Regions from separate parts of the Mus musculus genome. Here region 1 is linked to region 2. A link is a contact called in ENCODE POLR2A ChIA-PET data. All regions are on one chromosome and are shown on one strand. Each heading gives the region's core, a stretch centred on a gene start or an enhancer-like site at or near the end of the contact. The rest is flanking DNA. Distances are from core to core; before and after follow the strand shown.

Evidence for each region. ChIA-PET counts read pairs that join two places held with the same protein, here RNA polymerase II (POLR2A).
Region 1: POLR2A ChIA-PET joins it to region 2 with 10 read pairs in embryonic stem cell. The contact joins the promoter of Zfp346 here to the promoter of Tspan17 in region 2. POLR2A ChIA-PET finds 5 or more read pairs at or near these places in 2 of 5 experiments (Patski and embryonic stem cell).

The regions. Positions count from the first base shown.
Region 1 is chr13:55,103,598-55,108,195 of GRCm38, forward strand. It overlaps Zfp346 (zinc finger protein 346), which reads left to right and starts at 1,712. Exons shown (of 7, transcript NM_012017.2): 1 at 1,712-1,921. The coding sequence starts at 1,747.
Region 2 is chr13:54,787,647-54,792,357 of GRCm38, forward strand. Tspan17 (tetraspanin 17) reads left to right here and starts at 1,759. Exons shown (of 8, transcript NM_028841.3): 1 at 1,759-2,035. The coding sequence starts at 1,949. Eif4e1b (eukaryotic translation initiation factor 4E family member 1B) reads left to right here. Exons shown (of 7, transcript NM_001033269.3): 7 at 1-813.

The DNA of each region.
Region 1 (4,598 bases), core at 462-2,961, 320 kb after region 2:
TTCTTCCTCTAAGATGTCTTTAGGAAGATAAGCACTATCACTATAGCAACCTTGGCTTCTTGGATTATTTTGAAATTACCCAACTCTGAGTGAACAGGAAAAGCAAACTAGACCCCTGGGTCAGGGGCTTCTGTCACTCCAAGGTCGCCTCAATTTTCTGCCTTTTTACAGTGCCTCAAAGTGATACCTAAAGCTAGGCATGGCAGTACACACCTTTAGTCTTAGTTTCAGCACTTGGCAGGCAGAAGCAGGTAGATCTTTATGAGTTCAAGGCCAGTTGGGTCTACATAGTAAGTCCCAGGACAGCCAGGGCTACATAGGTCCTGTCTCAAAAATATAACAACAAATAATAATAACAATAACAGTAATAATAATAATAAAACTAATATTACAGCAATATAAGACCAGCAGTGCCCTATTTTACCTCATTATCATGTAAAACAGTGTTTTGTTTTGTTTCCTACCGTGTAAAATGGACCAAGATTCCATTTTACAAGCAGCCTGTGTCTCCACCTTGAGGGTAGAAGTAAACTGTATTCCTCAGTGGACCCAAACTCCTATTTGCTCGGCACCACTCATCGGCAGAGATTGATAAACGACTTATTCCTGAGAACAGAGGATGCTACCTCATAAACTTATTGGGAATGAACTGAGAACAAGCCCAAGAACTTATCAGATACTGCAGACCAAGGAGAAGCTCTAACTCTCTCATCCAGACCCCATAAAGTGAAGATGGCTCCCAACACTAGCCTCAAATACATCATGACAATCCTCCTGCCTCAGCCTCCAGAGTGATATAATTACAGGCAGGCACCACATCCAACCTTATTATTGTCTGGGTTTTTGTTTGTTTTGTGGGTGTGTTTTGTTTCGTTGAGAGATGATCTATTATTGGAGCAGAGGTTTGTCTTGAACTCCTGGTCGTCTTGCGTCCTCCAGAGTACTTTGACCACAGCCTTAACTATCTTTTTCTCGAACAATGTCTTTTTTTTCTCAAATGTGCATTTCTCTAACCTTAGTCTCCCAAATTTTGGAATAGCAAGTATGAGCCACCGTGCTCAGCCATTAGTAAGTGCTTCTTAGACAGGGTCTCAGGTAGCCCAGGCTGGCCTCAAGCTCCTAATCTTATATCCTCCACCTCCTGTGTATTGAGATGAAGAGCTGTACCATTATGTCTGCTTTAATAAGCTAAGTAAAACATTTCTAGAATCTGGGTCTTAGGTTCTCTTCCAAAGAAATGGGAGAAATTGCCGGGCATGGTGGTGCATGCCTTTGATCCCAGCACTCGGGAGGCAGAGGCAGGAGGATTTCTGAGTTCGAGGCCAGCCTGGTCTTCAGAGTGAGTTCCAGGACAGCCAGGGCTACACAGAGAAACCCTGTCTCGAAAAACCAAAAAGAAAAAAGAAAAGAAATGGGAGATAATTTTCCACATATAGAAAAAGGAAATGACAAGTGTCCGTCAGTGGCTCACCTTGAGCAAAACTGAGAGCCCTGAGCTAAGAAGTGATCAACATGAACCGTTTTTTTCCAATTCACTGGACTCCTAAGGCGCCAGAGGAACCAAAACAAAATGAGCCTCTGGGCCCCGCCTCCTCTGGGCCCCGCCCCCTCAGGGCCCCGCCCCAGCGGGACTCTGCAGAGCCCAAACTTCGCGAGAGTTGCTGGCCGGGTCAAATCCCCGCCCACCCACTGCTCGTGGTAGCAGGCCGCATGCGCAGCTTCTTAACGGCGCGTCTTGCCGGAAAGATGGAGTGTCCTGCGCCCGATGCTACGGATGCTGCGGACCCTGGAGAAGCCGGACCGTACAAGGGCTCCGAGGAGCCGGAGGGTCGGGAACCGGACGGAGTGCGCTTTGACCGCGAGAGGGCGCGTCGCCTGTGGGAAGCTGTGTCCGGTGCGCAGCCGGCGGGGAGGGAGGAAGGTGAGTCGGGGGCTCCGGGGTTGGCGGCTGGACCGAGGCGGGATGGGATGGCCCTGCCTCCTGTCACTCCCCTGGCGCCCGCCAGCCTCTGCACGACGTTCCGGAGCTGCGAGCTCGCTCTCGCGAAGGGTGCTGGACCTAGTAACTCGTTACCCTGCGGAATTTGTCCGTCCTCCTTTCCAGGGCGTTCACTTGCGAACAGTTTCCCCCCATTCTAGGTCTTGTCCTCTTAGACAGCGACAGGACTTTCCCAGCCTGACTCGTAGGCGAGCCAGCCCCCGTCCCTGTCTGTCTTTAATTCCACAACTCCACATTGCTTCTCTTTCCTCTCAAAGCCCTATGGTTCTGACAGATCCGAATAGCTTTATTTAATTTACTTCATTATTATTACATTTATTTTGCGACGCCTCTCACTGTTCCAACTCGTGGTGGACCTCCTGCCCTCATCCTTCCTAGTGAGAGGGAGGACCAACGTGAGCTCTGGAAGGTCTTCTTGAATCCCAGCTCCTGGGCTTGATGACTGCGTCCTGGTTTGCCATGTTTCTTCCTTGGTAGACTTGGCTGGCCTTGAACTTGCATGGGTCTCCCTGCCTCAGTGTGGGCATCGCTGGCTTGCACCACTATGTCCTTCAAAACCGTATTTCTGTGTCTGTTGCCAACAGCTTTTTCCACTGAGGAGGCCCAGGAGGCGGGGAAGCTTAGGTATTCATCTTGCCTCTGACTGCTTCATCTCACACTCGATGCAGAGTTGTGGAGAACAGTGTATACTCACTCAGGGTGCACTTCTGGGCAGAACCTTACCAGATGGCTCTGTTTGAACCAAAACTGGGTGGGTAACAAGGATACTAGAGGAGTGCAGGGCGAGCTGGCCTCTTTCTCTTTTCAGAGTCCCTTCCCGAGCTAGCTACTTAATACTAACCCAAATGTACAAGAACTGTTATCTGGGTTTCTGTGCTAACCTATCAGGTCCCTGCAGAGAAGTCTTTCCCTGGTTATTTTGCTTGCTGAGCAGACTAATCTTGGGAAGTTTAATGTGTTTGTGAACTGCTTGCCCTGGATAAAATTGGGATTTTTTTTTTTTTTTACCATATTAAAGGGAGATATATTTAAATTTTTAATATGTTTTTATTTTATGTGATGAGTGTTTTGCTTGCATGTATGTGTATATGAATGACAGGTACCCAAAGATATAAGAAGAAGGTATCATATCCCCCGAAACTCGAGGTACCATTATAAGCTACCATGTGGGTGTTGAGAACTGAACCCCTGGTTCTCTACAAAAGCAGTACATGGCCTTAACCACTGAACCATCTCTCTGACCCCAAGATACGTCGAATTTAAGTGTATGCATCCCCAATCTAATACTGTTAAGTCTGGCTCCTAATAAATGTATATGCCATTTCTGAGTCTCTACTTTTGTACTTTTAAACATTTTTTTGAGCCAGTTGTGGTAGCAGATACATGTCATTTTCAGCACTCAAGTGGTTGAGATAGGATCAAGAATTCAAGCCAGCTTCAGCTATATACTGAGTTTGAACCAGGCAGTTCTGGCACATGCGTTTAATCCCAGCACTTGGTTGAGTCTCTTAGTTCGAGGGCAGCCTGGTCTACAGAGACAGTTCCAGAACAGCCAGAGCTACACAAAGAAACTGTCTCAGGGAGGGAAAAAAAGTTTGAGAGAAGCATGGGATAAATAAGACTCTTGCCTCAAAAAAAATTGTAGTACAAAGTTGTCTCCTTGACCCAGATTTCCTTTCATGAATTTGACATTCCCAGGGCCAGCTGGACCTCAGAGCCTTAGGGATGAAGACGATGCTGTTCTTACTCTGGAGTAGCTTGCAGTCCGTCCTGGAGGCAAACACCAAAACAGTTGTATAACTTTCGTTTTTTAAATTTTACTTTTAATGATGGTTCTTAAATGTTTTAACCTCCCTTGTAACCCACCACCCACCAAAGGTAGTGGAAAAGAAAGGATACAGGGGAAGTGGACGGGTTTAGAAAGGTTCTTTGGAACAACGCCTGTCTATGTTATCTGGAAATCAGCAGTTCAGTTCACAGGTTAGCAGTCGACAGCAGCTCAGTCCACTTGCAAACACGTCATGGATACACCAGCCTTCCAGTCTGGTAGAGTCGGGTTAGCAACTGTGGTGACACGACCTAGCAGAGACAGCCAGGCCTCAGCCTCGGCTCGAGTCAGCAGGAGGGACAGCAGGGACACCAGAAGTTCTCAGCTGTGCCTCTCTCAGGGAATCGAAGATCAGTGAAGACAAGAGACCTACAAACATTGCAGCTTAGCTGTGCCAGCAAGCCAAGCTCTGTCTCCATCACTTGATAGAGTCCTATTTATAGCCTCCCAACATCATGTGTCCTCCACGTGCCTTGCCTCAGCACGTGCATCCAAGCAGCCAGAGTCTGAGGAGTCCTGACAGATGCAGCTCAACTACACAGTGTAAGGCCGACCAACACATGTGAGTCATTAGCAAAGAATCTTTCATCATGAGTCCTTTCACGTGCTTGCTTTAGCTGAACATCCTCTCTACTGTGTCTGCTTCAGCAAAATGTTCCTTCACGAGTCTGCCTTAGCCTTTCACCTGTGTCCACTTCAGGAAAACACTCCTTCATGTGTTTGCCCCAGCAAGACACTATGCGACACAACTAACTCCAAAGAACCCTTAAA
Region 2 (4,711 bases), core at 509-3,008:
TCACTGTGCCTGCATCCATAATAACTTCTTCAGCATGTTTTGGGCTCAGGCCTCATGGCAGCTGGCCAATGCTTATAAACTACTCTCAATCGCTAGCCCTGTACGTGGCCATTTGCCAAGGGCAGGGTAAAGCAAAGTCCTGGCACAACCCTGCCAAACAAGGACAGGAGACTCCTGAGGCAGGCTCTTCTGTCTTGGGAGGATGGTTCCAGGCCACTGATATTAAGGGTTAGGAGTTCAGTTCTCTGTGAGCTTAAAGGCTGATTATGGGGTTACCCTCATCAGATCTGTAGCTTGGGTACCCATCCTAACACCTGTTCCTTCCCTGGACCAGTTGTGATTGGGTTCTCCCTCCCTCCCTCTTTCCCTCCCTCCCTCTTTCCCTCCCTCCCTCTTTCCTTCCTTCTCTCCCTCCCTCTCTCCCTCCCTCTCTCCCTCCCTCCCTCCCTGTCTCCCTGCCTCCCTCCCTCCCTCCCTCCCTCTCTCCCTCCCTCCCTCTCTCCCTCCCTCCCTCTCTCCCTCCCTCCCTCTCTCCTCCCCCCCCCCTTCAAGTATGGACTAGGTTAGAGAGGAATTTGTGTAAAGACAGGTAGGACTGGGAACTGGGAATGCCCTGCACAGCCTTCCCATCTGAAGACAGTCCTATGGATTCTGTGTGTCTCCTCCTGCTGAAATGATGGATGGATAAACCTTCATGAGTGAAGAGATTACAGTGGTAGTTAGGCTTCACCGTGGTCTTGTTAGGAGGGATTCACTTGATGCTGATGATGCTTAAGGCCCTTTCTGTATCTAAATAAACACTTCTGGAACAAACTTGGAATCTAAATATTTAAGATCAGACGTACCTAAACCTGCATCTGCTCTGTCCTGTTTTGCATCAGAAGGACTCTGGTGAATCCCAGGTATCAAGGCAGTCAAGTAGGTATGGGACAGGGCGACCATAGGAATAGGCAAAACAGAACAGGCGTGGCATGGCACGCCAGCCTGTTTGTATTCAACTACACTGTGTGTGAATGCATGGCACTGTTCATTGGTCCCACTATTCCCAACCACTTATCCCTGGGGAGTGGACTCCTCTGGTTCTTGAATCTTAGACTGGAGATCCACTGTAATTATTCACACTTGGCTCACCAGCTTTGCCAGTTGGCTCATCTGGGGCCTCTGGAGGACTTGGGGAACTTGAGAGAAGCTAACTGGAGGACGGACTTAGAGAGGAGACGGGGACTCTTCAGAGGTGGGGGTTGCAAGGGGTTGAGTGTGACTGGGGTGTAGCCAAAGCCTGGCCCAGAGGCAGGGTCTTGGGGAGAAGTGAGACCTGTGGACCATAAAAAAAAAAAAAAGACGGATGTCTTGGGCGTGGCTCCAAGAAGGCCGACTGTGGCTCAGAACTGAGGCTGAGTAGGGCGGAGCTCCAGGAGGACTGAGGCCGGTTGGAGGCGGGGTTTGGGGCTCATCAGAGGCGGGACCCGGTTTAGAGGCGGAGCTCGAGAACAGAAGTTAGCTAGGGCAGAGCCTTGGGCGGGGCGTAGGCGGGACTGCGGGAGGACAGCGGCTAGGCATGGGCGGAGCCTGAGAGGATTAAGCCCGGCTGGGGGCGGAGTCGTGGTTATGGGCGGGGCCCGTGAGGACTGAACTTGACTGGGACGGGGTCGTGGGCGGGGCTCCAAGAAGACCGAGCCTTGCTGGGGCGGGGTGTGGACTGACACTGTGGGCGGGGCCGGAGCGCTGTTGGAGGGCGGGGTCGGATGAGGGCACCGCACTCCGGGTGTGGCTGTCCGAGCGCCGTGGGCGGTGCCACAGCGGGCGGGGCAGCCGGTGAGCTGTGTGGCTTTGACCATGAAGCCGCAGCCACCGGGCTAGGCCCGGGGCTGCTCCAGGCCTGGGCGGCCCGCAGAGGGCTGGGCCGGTCACCGGCTCGGGTTCCCGGGACGGCAGGTGGCCGCTCACCATGCCCGGCAAGCACCAGCAATTCCAGGACCCTGAGGTCGGCTGCTGCGGGAAATACTTCCTGTTTGGCTTCAACATTGTCTTCTGGGTGAGCGCGAGTCCGCTTCTCGCTCTGCGCTGAGGATAGGGGTTAGGGAGTCTCAGTTGCTGGTGAGGGAGATCCCGTCTCAGGAGCTTGCGACCAGGGACTGTCCCCCACCCCCTCCACCCCGATGCCCCGTCCCCAACTATTCTGGGGAGCTACTGGGATAGCTGGGGGGCGGGACCCAGTCCCAGCAGGAGGTGCTGGGAGTCTCTCTTTGCAGCCCCAAGTTTGGGCGAAAAAGGGGGCGGCGTTTGCCGGAAGACTGCAGGGGCGCGGTAGTTGCGGACCAGCCCCGCCCCGCCTCCCGGCCACTCCAGCTCCCAGCATGGTGCGGTGAGGTTCGCGAGGCTGGGTCCTAGCCCCGAGTCTACCCTACAGACGCTCAGAAGCTTGTGAGCCAGGAGGTTAGGAGAGAGGAAAGCCAAGGCCTCTGCCTCTGCAGGGAGAGGAGCTCCAGTTGAGAACAGGGAACTGTCCCTTGGGAACAGAATTCAGCATTCCATAGCTGACCAAACAAACAGAGGCTTCCTTCTGTGTGGCATCTGTGTCCTGGTCCTGCCAAGTCATCTTTCTCTTCTCCCTCCCCCATCCTATCGCCAAAGCCGGGCTGTGCTTGCTGTCCTTTATGCCAGGCCTTTCCCACTTGCATTCAGCAGGATTCAGCGGCTCTGTTCTCCACCCACGAGCCGTCGGGTTTGCCCTGTGGTGGGTGTCCTTGGATGTCAGCAGTCTTCTGTTCTGTAGGGTGTGGGCAGCTACAGGGAGCGCTGGCCTGGAAGTCAAAGGGCCTGAGTGTAGCAGGCCTTGTCCAGAGGCTTTTGGGCGAGCCTCTTTGCTCTCTGGGCTTTAGCTTTCCAGCCTTGGAGGAGCCAGTATTGGAGTTTATCCTTCTGGGTTGTTAGATTAAACGAGAGTTTTTTGTTGTTGAGACAGGGTCTCACTCTAGCCCATTCTGGCTTGCAATTTGCTGCAGTTTTCCTGTCTGAGTTTCTTGGGTGCTGGGATTACAGGTGTGAGCCATCACACCCAGCTTAGTAACACATGAATTCTGATGAGGCACATTCTCCCGACTGCCTTATTATTATCTGTAGTTTACAGATAGGGGACTGAATGAATAGACGGTAAGAGCTTAAATTATTTGTCTCGAGAAACATGATTATCAGTGGGTGGAGGGAAGGAAGAGAGGCTAAGTAACTCTGGGGGTAGGGGGATGAAAGTCCCAGCTTTGTTCCTGGGCAAGGGTGGGGCGCCTGGGCAGGGGAGTAAAGATGGACAGAACATTAAGGTCCTATGCTTGGGTGGCATGGGGGCAGGCAGGGTTTTAAAGCAGAGTTGGATCAGTTCTCGTTGGCTGTAGGTGTATGAAAAGGTGACAGAGCATCTGGAGATGGGAAGGAATCTGGGACCTTGGGTTCCTGATGTCCCATCTCCCAAATGTGGGATTATAGGTCTGTGCCTCTCTGTCCAGCTCTACGTATGCCATCTGGACACCACCTAGGTGTCGTCTGGGCAGCCTGTTCTCCCGATGGCACCTTAATCTTTCTCATTGTCTAGCCTCAGTTCCTTGCTTGGAGAGCCCTGATGGTCAAGGCAAGCCACCCTCTTATCTCTGACCCCTAGCAGCTCATTTGAGGAAGGCACACCATCAGAGAGAGTAGAGAGTAGAGAGAGAGACTACTAGTACCCCACCCCCACCCACCCTTTCCTTCCCTGGTGCTGGGTTCTGTCCCCTACTGTATCCTCCCTGAAAATGGCTTCTCTGTGCTGGCTCTGGGGGCTTACCCCAAGCATCATGTCGCCTGTCTCATCCCGTCTGATTCATCTCATCTTTGGACAAGAGACCAGCTAATGTTTTGTTTTCCCCAAACCCCTCCTTGTTCAACCTAGCCTCATTCCTCCTCCTGCTGCTTTGACAAATGTCCCAGCCTCCTGATCAGCCTCTCTCTGCCTCTTCTGTGCTCTTCACCCCGGGTTTAGCCTCTTACCTAGTTCCTCTCCACAGTTATTTCAGCTTTCCGGGACCCTGACATCTCCCTGGCTCCAGACACGCACGTCTACACCCCACCCTCACCTGTTTCAGACACCTCAGTGCCCTAGCACTGTTAGCCCTGTGAGCACACTAGAGGACAGGCTAGCCCTGCTCTCTGCCCTCTCTGCCCCTGCATAGAGGAAATACCGAGCAAATAAACAGATGCCTAAGTGTCTGGAGAGGGCGGTGGGCAGCTGGGGTTTGAGTGGCAAGGAGAACCAAGAGGGTGAAGAGTTCCAGACAGAGCATCCAGAAAAGGCAAAGATCCCATGGCCATCACTTGCTACCTAGTGAGGTCAACCTTGACTACTGCGATGAGACCCTATCTCAAGAAGCCAAAATAAGGGCTAGAGAGATGGCTGGGGGCGGGTTAAGAGCACTAACTGTTCTTCCAGAGGTCCTGAGTTCAATTCCCAGCATCCACATGGTGGCTCACAACCATCTGGAATGGGATCCAATGCCCTCTTCTGGTGTGTCTGAAGACAGTCACAGGGTACTCATATACATTAAATAAATCTTTAAAAAAAAAAAAAAAGCCAAAACAAAGGTACAAGCATGCTTGAGGCCAGATGTTTTCTGAGCCAGACTGGGGCCTCTCTGAATTTTCCTCCGTGTTGAGAGAGTCCTCAGAGACTCCAGGAAGAGTCTGC